Linked DNA regions of Homo sapiens: region 2 is linked to region 1. A link is an interaction called in ENCODE POLR2A ChIA-PET data of the cell type or tissue named here. Cell type or tissue: HepG2. All regions are shown on one strand. Links, peaks and the distances in the headings refer to the core of each region. The heading gives the core; the rest is flanking DNA. Region 1 overlaps HECTD2-AS1 (HECTD2 antisense RNA 1). Region 2 overlaps HECTD2-AS1 (HECTD2 antisense RNA 1).

What was found. ChIA-PET counts read pairs that join two places held together with the same protein. Peaks named below come from ENCODE experiments on the same cell type or tissue, not always from the same donor. Only the 100,000 strongest peaks of a DNase experiment are listed, where the experiment ranks them.
Region 2: POLR2A ChIA-PET joins it to region 1 with 8 read pairs; 5 of 35 experiments call an interaction of 5 or more read pairs at or near these places.

The regions. Positions count from the first base shown.
Region 1 is chr10:91,554,301-91,559,680 of GRCh38, reverse strand. The region is part of intron 1 of HECTD2-AS1 (HECTD2 antisense RNA 1); the gene reads left to right. LOC105378433 (a long non-coding RNA gene) reads right to left here. Exons shown (of 3, transcript XR_007062244.1): 2 at 2,937-3,166. Among named protein-coding and RNA genes, the nearest start is that of HECTD2-AS1, 54 kb to the left of the region's middle. In HepG2, for the core only: no CTCF peak of the experiment used is centred there; DNase peaks (open chromatin) are centred at 2,290 and 2,800.
Region 2 is chr10:91,605,672-91,611,051 of GRCh38, reverse strand. All of the region lies in intron 1 of HECTD2-AS1 (HECTD2 antisense RNA 1), which reads left to right. Among named protein-coding and RNA genes, the nearest start is that of HECTD2-AS1, 3.1 kb to the left of the region's middle. In HepG2, for the core only: no CTCF peak of the experiment used is centred there; a DNase peak (open chromatin) is centred at 2,091; H3K4me3 peaks cover 667 bases.

The sequences.
Region 1 (5,380 bases), core at 307-5,306:
GAACCAAAGCATAACAGGCTTTGAATGCTATATGAGAAAATTTGGCCTCTACCTAAGAAAGCTTTCCGGCATTTTCCAAAGTGTTTGGAGGAACTTAAGATCTGAGGAACGTTAATATAGTGTGTATTAGTCAGAAACAGACTACTGGCTCTGTTCTTCAGAGAACAGAAACAGAATCAATAAGTTATGTTTTTATGTACTTACTTGTTTACTCATCTTAAAGAATTACAGGTTGAAAAAGTCCAGATCTGCAGTCTGCAAGTTGCAGACCCAGGAGAGCCAATGTCCAGTTGCAGTCTGAGTCCAAAGGGCTGAGAACCATGAGAGCTGATGGTGTAAGATCCAGTCCAAAAGCCAGCAGGCTTGAAACCCAAGACGAGCTGATGTTTTGGTATAAGACTGAAGGTTAGAAAAGACTAATATCTCAGCTCCAGCAGTCAAGTGGGAGGAATTCCTTTTACTCAATCTTTTTGTTCTATCCAGGCCTTCAATTGATTGGATGAGGCCCACCCACATTAGGGAGGGCAGTCTGCTTCACTCAGCCCACCACTTCAAACATTACCACTTCAAATATCAACCTCATCCTGAAATACTCTCACAGACATACCCAGAATAACATTTGACCAAATGTCTGGGCACCCTGTGGCCCAGTCAGGTTGGCACATAAAATTAACCACCACAGGGTGTTAGGTGTAAAAAGGTGTCTACAGTTACAGTGAACAATGCTGGCTGCTTACCCATTCTCTTTGCCTTCCTAACAGAGCTCTAGTTTTGTTCAGGAATCTATTCTTCCTCCATGCAGCTTCATGCTTTTTTTTTTTTTTTTTTTTGTCAGTGATTGGTTCAGGAGTGGATATGTGACCAGATTCTGGCCAATGAGACTTGATTGTATACCAGGGAGCTTGCGGGAAACTTCTCTCCTAAGAGAGGCCACGTGAAGAAATGATCCTTCTTTTTCCTCTGTCAGGCCTGAGTGTGATGCCTGTAACTGTCATCCCACTAGTGGCCTGAAGATGAAGCTGACACTGAGGGTGCTAGAGTTGGAAAATATGGACACAAATCTCCCAAGCTTGTCCTACCTCTCTGAACATCTGCTTTGTAAAGCGTCACAAATAGTCCTTATTGTTTATTCCAGTTTTGAGTCAGGGTTTCTGTCACTTGTAGCTATATCCTACAGGATATGATCATAAAATAAGATTGGAGGCTTGGCTTAAGCAAAAATAAGGAGGCTTTTAAAATTCCAGGGCTTCTCACTCAGTGCAACAGCATTTATTATGCAGGTGTACTTTGCAAATATCCAAAGTTGGATATAACACACAGCATTTCCTAAACAGGTGTGACCCTGGAAACCTTTGTGGTGAACAATCCACGGTACTGATGTCCCACAGAAATACTCCCATAGGCAATGGGAAGACTTGGGAATCCTCAAAGTAGGCGGATGATAACATTACATGCTCAATAAAATCCCACCTTCCCCTCTCTAGCTGTATGAAGAATCGTGTCTCTGATGATCATAAAATGTAAGGGAACTCAGAAGTACCTCCCCAGAAAAAGATTGCAAGCCCTAACTTACTAGACTAACTGATTTCTTAGTCCCCTTCCAGTTCTCAAATTCTGCAGGGATTGTATAATTTGGTACATTCATCTCCGAGCATTGAACAAAGTTTCCCTTCCTGTTTTCAGTCACTTGCCAACATCTGTGAATGAAATTGGTGAGGCATATATGTATATATTCAACCAATTTTTTCTGGATTGAATTATTTAAAATAACCCACTAAATGAATCCCTGCTCAGTAGGTCTTTGACTTAAAACCACTCAGGCTCTGCCCACATTTTTTATTTCTCTGGCTCTTTTTTTTTTTTTTTTTTTTTTTTAAGTCAAACAGCCCTAGGGAAATGGCTTGAGGCTACAAAGGGCAGTTTTTAGAACGTTTTCTCTGCAGTTAGTGACAGGGTAGACAAATAGCATAAAATAGAAGGCTGTACTCCATTCCAGATGGGAAAAGTTGCTTCTGTTGCTTTTCTTGATTTATGTTAAATTCATCATGGTTTCAAACTGAAACCGCTTTGGCCCCTAAAAGCAACAGGGGGAAAAAAAAAAAAAAGGAAGAGAAAAACAATGCGACAGATCTCTATATGAAGTAATTGGACCCTTTAGAGATATAAACTGCAAATTAATTCTTTCTCCATACAATGGGAGTACTGGTAATTATTTCCCAGGATGGCACCACGGTTGTGTGAACTAAGAGACTTAGCAAACAGTACGGCTCTTGTGTGATGAGGCGGACACACGGCTGCTGTTTTCTGTCCTCATGTTTTACTGTGGTAAAGTCACCTTTGAGAACAACCTTGGCTCCAGAATGAGGGTGACTTAGTGTGAACTGGAAGCCATGAAAGAAACACTTTCTCTGTCACAGTCTCTCCTTTGTTAGAAAAAAACCCCATTCCTACCCCAAATCCCAAACCTCAAAGATCTTCCTTAGGTCTCCACTTTAATTCTTAAGAGTCCCATGCTGTTCAGCTTGGGTCTCACATTGACTCAGGGTTGCGCAACTCAGAAGTCCCTCAATTCTTTAACAGCTGACTGAGGCCAAACCAGTATGGGAGCTCCTTTGAAAAACCCAGCTAGGGCCAGGAAGGCCAGACAAGTGGACTTTCATTGCAGGTCAAGTATCGCATGTTTCTTCTGACCAGGTAATTATCGGTTATAGGACAAAGAGGAAGCCCGATTTATCAACAAAGTGAAATTAAAAATTAACATGCTCCTGTTTGCTCAACTGTAATCTTTGAATCAGTCAATATCTACAGGCTGTGCCAGTAACCTGATTTCAGGGCAGCTACAGAGTCTGCTCAGAGACCAGCCCAGTTAAACAGTTAAGGCTGAGATCAGTTGGGCAAGACTGGAAATGAAATATGTTTAGGCGATGAATACTCACAAAGTGCTTAGAGGTTTCTTGCTGGGGGCTGGTATTCGTGGTGCGGGTGTGCTGGGTTTGAGAGGACCCAGAGTCCCAGTCTTTCTGGATGATGTTTACTCCAGCTGTCCATCCCAATAAAGGCAGGGGCAGTAGGCAACACATTTTTCTTTTCTCTTCTCTTTTCTTCCTTTTTCTCTCTCCCTGGCCTACCATGGCAGGCCAATATGGCAGGTGGAGGTATGCGGGAGCTGGTCAGAGTTAAGAGTGATGGACTCGTAAGAGACTGAGGTGTAACCAGTTAGAACCTGGGGATTTGTTGCCACTCCCTACCTTCATTTTCGGGGGCTGAAGTAGATACTTAGTTATAATAAGTTTATTGAAAATATATCTATGAGCATAGTTTCTAGCACATCAAAGGTATTTAATAAATATTTGGGAAATGAAATAAAGATTGAATAATTGAACAAGGCTCACACAAGACTGGAAATCAGGGAACAGGAATATTAATTTACATTTAACCAATTATAAACAGTTTTTGATACCTACATCTATGTATCACTATCTCCTCTTTCTTGCCCTTGTTTACTTGTTTTCAACTTTACTTTCACTCTGTGGATGTATATAGAGTGCTCCTCAACAGGGGTGGGACACAGGGGAGTAGGAGGGAGTGGCAGGATATAATTTGGTCTGCTGGGGGACATTTATCAATGTCTAAAAGTATTTTTGGCTGTCACAACTGGGGGAGTGCTACTGGCATTTGGTGGGCAGAGGCCAGATATACTGCCAATCATCCTATAACAGAGAATTATCTGGTTCAAAATGTCAACAGTACAAGAGTGGGACAGGAGCATGTCACCAAACTGTTAATGATGATTACTTATGGGGAGGCCTGTAGAATAGCATTTTGGAAAACTTTCCACTTATTAAGTTTAATCATTTATATCTATTTTGGGGATTTTTAAAAACAACATGAGGGTATCACATTTGTAATCAGAATCAGTGAGAGAGGCATTGAAATATTTACTGGACATTTAGTATATCTCAGGTATTACCTAGATCCTGGGGATACAGCAGTAAGTAAATAGTAGATGCTGCACTAAGGGACCCAGTTCAACAGGAAAGATCAGACAAGTACTGACTTAGCAAGACAGGAAGTGCCCAGGGCCTGCTGAAATATTACTTTTTTTTTTTTTTAATTAAGAAGAAAAAGTGCTTGGTGTTCCCAGGTGTAGTTACTGAGCAGCATGGTTCCAAAGGACAGCAAAAGCACTTTACTGCCTTAGAAGGAGGGGAGGCTTTGCCAGGCCTATGAAACCCTCATCTGGATCTGGCCTCCAGGGCAGCCTCCTGCCTGCCTCTCTGGTGAGGCTCAGCTTCTGCTCTGCCTCACCAGCTCCCCTCCAGTTCCCCTCACTCTGAGGGTGCAGGGAGCAGGGTCCCACGGGAGCATTGGTGTGAGAGGGAGCTCCCAGCACCGAGGGAGAAGCAGGACTCACTGACCAAACCATGTGTTTGTGCTGGAAGGGCCTCACTGCAAACATGCTCATCTTATGGAAGAAGAAAGGAGGTTCAGAGAGGGAAAGGCTTGCCTGAGGTCACACGGTGAGTTAATGTCAGGGCGGGGCTGGCACACAGGTTGCCAATGCCTCAGCTTGGGGGTCTGCTGTTCTAGGATACCCCTTGCTTCTTATTGGGCTGACCGATTTCCTGCCTTCCCTTCCTTACCACAACAGCCTCCAAGCATGTCTGCCTGGCCCCGAGCTTGGTCCGTGTTCCCAGGTGATAGTTTTTACCCCTGAGGGTCTGAATGGGGGGTGGGGATACGACAAGAGCAGCCCACTCAGAAGCACAGCCTGGGCCAAGTGCACCATCTTAACCCTCCTATGGGAGTCAAGCCAGTGTGGTCTGGAAGCGGGGGTGTGAGGGGTAACCACACAGCAGTAACCTCATGTTTTGCAGGTTAGGGCTAGGGGCAGGGGCAGTGCCAGTATCAATAGCCTTGGGGATGATGTGGTGTGGGATGAGGTGGGGTGTGTGCACATGTATACAATGTGTCTGTGTTAGCATAAGTAGATGTGCTTATGTGCTTCAGCTATTAGGAAGAGTCAGACCCATATGTACTGAGTTGAAGAATCCCCCAGATACAGTGTTAAAGATGCAAATTGCTGAAAAACAAGTTTAGTAATAATCCTATTTTTAGATGTAACATTTTTTGATGAATGTTTATATATGTTTGCATCAGTACAGAGAAAGATACAGAAGGATATGCTGCAAACTGCTAACACTGATTATGTTAAGACAGGGTCCCCAACCCCTGGACCATGGACCAGTACTGGTCCTGGCCTGTTAGGAACTGGACCACACAGCAGGAGGTGAGCAGTGGGCCAGTGAGCATTACTGCCTGAGCTCCGCCTCCTGTCAGATCAGCAGCACATTAGATTCTCATAGGAGTGTGAACCCTA
Region 2 (5,380 bases), core at 113-5,112, 52 kb before region 1:
CAGATCTGAGATGGAGGTTTAAACTGGTCTTGACTAAACTGAATAGCTGAAAGTGACAGGAAGTAATGGAAACTGTGAGATATTTTAAAGGGGGGGAAAGAGGAGGAGATGATTTGACATAGCAAGTCAAGGATAGTGGAAAAAAATGAAAACTACATTGTGTTTATTCTCTGTGGATTTGAAGCTTCTTGGCAAATTGGTCCATTTATTTAATTGTGTGTGCATTTATGAATCGTCTCTTTTAATCAGACTTTAAGTTCTATGAGAGCAGGACATGTGTGTCTTATTGACTGCTTTACCCACTTTACCTAGTATGGAGTCTGGCAAAATAAATGTTGAAGTGAAAAGTAAAAGACACCACTATAGGCATGGGGAAGCTTAATTGGTTATGAATCCTGGCATTCCAGATGTCTGACTAAACCCCCCGGTAGATGCTCTGGAATCTTAGATGATAAAGAACTTTTAGGAAGAGGACCTCAGGGCAGGAGTGAAGAACACGTGCACTATAGCTATACAGACCTGGGTTCAAGACACTGCACCCCATACTCTACACTCCTGTCACATAACGTAACATTAGAGCTTCACTTTCCTCCTCTGACATGCCTTGATCATGTTTACCCTTCAGGATTCTTGTGGAATTTAAGTGACATTATGCATGTAAAGGCCTCTGGATTAAAGGGAACTCTTGTACACTGTTGGTGAGAATGTAAATTAGTACAGCCATTTTGGAAAGCGGTATGATGGTTCCCGAAAAAATGGAAAATAGAACTACCATATGATCCAGCAATCCCACTTCTGGGTGTACATCCAAATGAATTGAAATCAATACGTTGAAGAGATATCTGCACTCCCATGTGAATTGCAGCATTATTCACAATACCCAAGATATGGAAATAACCTAAGTGACCATCAATAGATGAATGGATAAAAATTTTAGTATATATACACAACAAAATACTATTCATCCTTAAGATAGAAGAAAATTCTGTTATTTGTGATGACAACATGAATTAACCTGGAGGACATCATGCTAAGTGAAATAAGCCAGGCACAGAAAGATAGATCCTATGTGATCTCACTTAGAATGTGAAATCTAAAAACTTCAAACTCATGGAAGTAGAGAGTAGAATGGTAGTTATAAGAGGCTGATAGGTGGGGGCAGATAGGGAATGGGGAAATGTTGGTCAAGGTGTACGAAGTTTCATTTTTAGACAGGAGGAGTCAGTTCTGGGGATCTGTTGCACAGCATGGTGGCTATAGTTAATAATAATATATTGCATATTTCAAAATTGCTAAAAGATAGATTTTAAATGTTCTCATCACAAAGAAATCGTAAGTATGTGAGTTGATGAGCCTGTTAAATTAGCTTGATTTGATCATTCTACAATGTATACATATATCGAAATATCACATTGTACCCCATAAATATGTACAATATTTGATAATTTTGAAAATAGATAATGTGGCTCAAACCATAAGAAATTTTTGGAGTAGCCAACTTGAAACTTACAGCTTTAAGGCTAAGAACTTTGAGAGTGTGGGTGTGGGGTGCCCAATTCTATATATGGGAATGATGAGGAGAAGCTAAAGGACTTTTCAAGTGTGTGATGTAGGAGTCAGGTGGAGATTACATATGGGAAAAGGCTTTGCAAACCATGAAGTGAGGAAAAGTGTTCACACACTTATAGCCAGAACACTGCAAGAGTTAATAATGGTCCTATTGCAGGCTCAGGGGCCTATCGTTTATTTATAGAAATGCCTTGGGGAGTTACAGATGGGGAGGGAAAGCAAAGAATGTGTTTCTGTGCATGCCTGTGTGTGTGTGTGTGTGTGTGTGTGTGTGTGTGTGAGAGAGAGAGAGAGAGAGAGAGACAGAGAGACAGAGAGAGAGAGAGAGAGAGAGAAATGTACAGGTTTAGCTTTTTCTGAGTTTCTATTTAACACACACCCCCTACCTCCTCCCTTCTCCCTTTTCTACCCCCTTATCTCCAGGCTGTCTCAGTGTCACCTCCTCCGGCCAGTTCCTTCTGGACACCTTGTCTGTCCTTGAGCTATCATGTAATCCTTCCGGGTATTGCCTCAGCTAGCGAGAGCCCAGTCCTGGCAGAAGCCACCCTGCAAATAATTCACTGTGAAAGCTGGGCTTGTTCTCTTCAAAGGGTAAAGTGGGCTAACGAGAAGGGACGAGAGCGTCCCCTGCCCCACCTCCACTCCCTCACAAGTTCTCTTTGGAAACTACCCTTCCCCTTCCTGGGATGACCTCTGTCCTTAATGAAATGGGAGAAACAGAATGTCAAGACTTGTTTCCTTTCCAAATAAAAGAGGAACGCGCTGAAGTGCATTTTAAATGCTGTCTGGCAAGAGTGGCGGGTTGGGGGAAGGGAGGAGGCTGACTTGCCTTTCTTTGCTAGATATCTGGGCACTTGGCCCACACGCTCTTTCTCCGTGAGATTTGAAGGGCAATGTGTCATTCTGGGAGAGGTCTGCAGTTTCTCCAAATATAAACTTTGCTGTTCTTAGGGTCATCATGTACAAGGGCAGTTGTGTTCATAGAACATATTAGGATTTAGAGGGATAGATATTAAGTAGGAGACCCCAAAGAAGTTTTGGGTCAGATTCCTGCTCTACTCCAGGGCCAGGGCCTATGCCCAGGACAGTGGAAAATAAAAGGAGTGCTTAAAATATTGGGAGCTGTAAGGAGTTGAATGAAAGGAGCACCCTTAAGGGATAGGGTGTCTGGGAACAGCTTCTTAAGTGGCAATATGAAGGATGGGTGGAGTTTGGACAGACACAGAGGAAAAGACGGTGTTTCTGGAAGCCACAGAGCACGAAAAAAGGCAGGAGGTGGCAATGACTATGGTGTGGTGGGAAAGCAGAGAGAAATGTGGTTGGCCACAGTCTGGGGCTGTGATGAGGATGAATGTAGCCAAATGATGGAGGTTGAGGAAAGTAGTCTTTTTAAAATTTAGGTAAAAGGGAGACAGACTGAAATTTGTCTTTCTCTGGATGCAATGCAATGTGAGCAGAGGATTAAAAAGTGGCCGGATGACTCAGGGAGACAGAGAGGTCAGTTGGGGGAGTCATTGTAGTAGCTCAAGTGAGAAGAGATAAAAACCTGGACTGAGGATGGCCAGTGAGCCTGACTGGATTAAGAGGAGCAAGGCAGCCCAGCCCCTCTGAGTGAGCTGCTTTTGTGGCCTTCTAGTACAGAATGAGAAGAGGTTCTTGGCTGGGCTAGCTTGGCCATAGTTATCTAGGGACTGGAAAGTGGCTTTCTGCTTATGTGAATGACTTGTATGACAGTACTGGATGCAATGCGCTCTTGATGTTTCCTCTTCAACTCAAGAGTATAGCGTCTGTGGCTGTTTGTTTCTAATTATTTCTTTTGTAGTTGGCAGTGATGGCCAAGAATTGGAGGTCAGTGAGCATGCTTTTTGTTTGGCTCAGTGAGTGGGTTTTGATTTTTTGTGGGAGATTGTATTCTCAGAATTTCAATTGCTAACTTTCTTTTCATTAGACAGGAGTCGTGTATTTACTGACCTTTTTTTAAAGAGCCTGTGAAACAGTGATGATTTCTGAGCAGTCAAAATGGTGATGAAGAATTTGCATTTATTATTGCCATCTTGATGTGCTTATCTCTTTTTTATTTTATTTTATTATTATTATACTTTAAGTTTTAGGGTACATGTGCACAATGTGCAGGTTAGTTACATATGTATACATGTGCCATGCTGGTGTGCTGCACCCATTAACTCGTCATTTAGCATTAGGTATATCTCCTAATGCTATCCCTCCCCCCTCTCCCCACCCCACAACAGTCCCCAGAGTGTGATGTTCCCCTTCCTGTGTCCATGTGTTCTCATTGTTCAATTCCCACCTATGAGTGAGAATATGCGGTGTTTGGTTTTTTGTTCTTGCAATAGTTTACTGAGAATGATGATTTCCAATTTCATCCATGTCCCTACAAAGGACATGAACTCATCATTTTTTATGGCTGCATTGTATTCCATGGTGTATATGTGCCACATTTTCTTAATCCAGTCTATTATTGTTGGACATTTGGGTTGGTTCCAAGTCTTTGCTATAGTGAATAGTGGTGCAATAAACATAGGTGTGCATGTGTCTTTATAGCAGCATGATTTATAGTCCTTTGGGTATATACCCAGTAATGGGATGGCTGGGTCAAATGGTATTTCTAGTTCTAGATCCCTGAGGAATTGCCACACTGACTTCCACAATGGTTGAACTAGTTTACAGTCCCACCAACAGTGTAAAAGTGTTCCTATTTCTCCACTTGATGTGCTTATCTCATATTGCATGCCTGTATCAAGACATCTCATGTCCCCCATAAATATATACATCTACTATGTACCCACAAAAATTAAAAATGAAAAAAATTTTAAAAAGAGAGACAACTTCCTTAAGGACTTCCTAACTCAGATCCTATTTACTACTATTCTGCACACAATTCTAATCAAATTAACTTCTTGTTTTCTAGACCACAGAACAGTGGAGGGTTAGAAAGCGTTTATACGTGTCAGGAGTCTCTCTCTCTCTGTATGTGTGTATGTGTGTTTGGTTATGGTGATGGCAGGCACAGAGGCAACAGTGAAATGGAATAGGTAATGATCACATAGATGGGGCAAGATGAAGCAGCTTTAAAAAGCTCAAGAAGCATAGCATCCTGGGACTATTGATTGTCCCCAAATCTGAATAATCCACAAGGGCATTTCTGTGTGGTATAATCACTGAGTTTCACTGTGATAACTTTAAATTATTAAGAGAATGTTAAGTTATTTTGTTGCTGAAACACCAGAGGTTTGGTCCAGGTCCTGCTGCTCACCACACAGAAAGCCAATCACTGAGACAACAAGTATTGCCAAGGAAGAAGGCTTTAATTGGGTGCTCCATCAGGGAGATGGGAGCTCAGTCTCAAATCCATCTCCCTGACTGACTAAAACTAAGGGTTTATGTAGCAGGGAAGAAATGTAACAATGTGTAAGGAAACAAGAACTAGGGAGAGGCAAGGAGGCATCTGGTGCCATGCTCTGGTGCATTTCAATTCTTTGATACTTTTTTTGAGAAGCTCTGAAGGAGGAAGGAACTCAGATAAAACAAATACAAGTTTTAAGCTTTAACAGCACAAGGGCCGATTTCTATGTTTATCAAAAAGAACAGTCTATGGGAGTATCAAGTTGGTTTCAATATTCTAGATATTCTGTTTAAGAATAGTGGGAAGGACACAACACTTTTTAGGAAGATTCCATCTTTATGAGGGTTAAGAAACTCAAATACTTTCAAGAGCCAGCAGGTAAAGTACATTAGTGAAGCAAATCAGGTGTATAATAGAAGGGGTGGCATGTCCAAAGACTCAGAAATT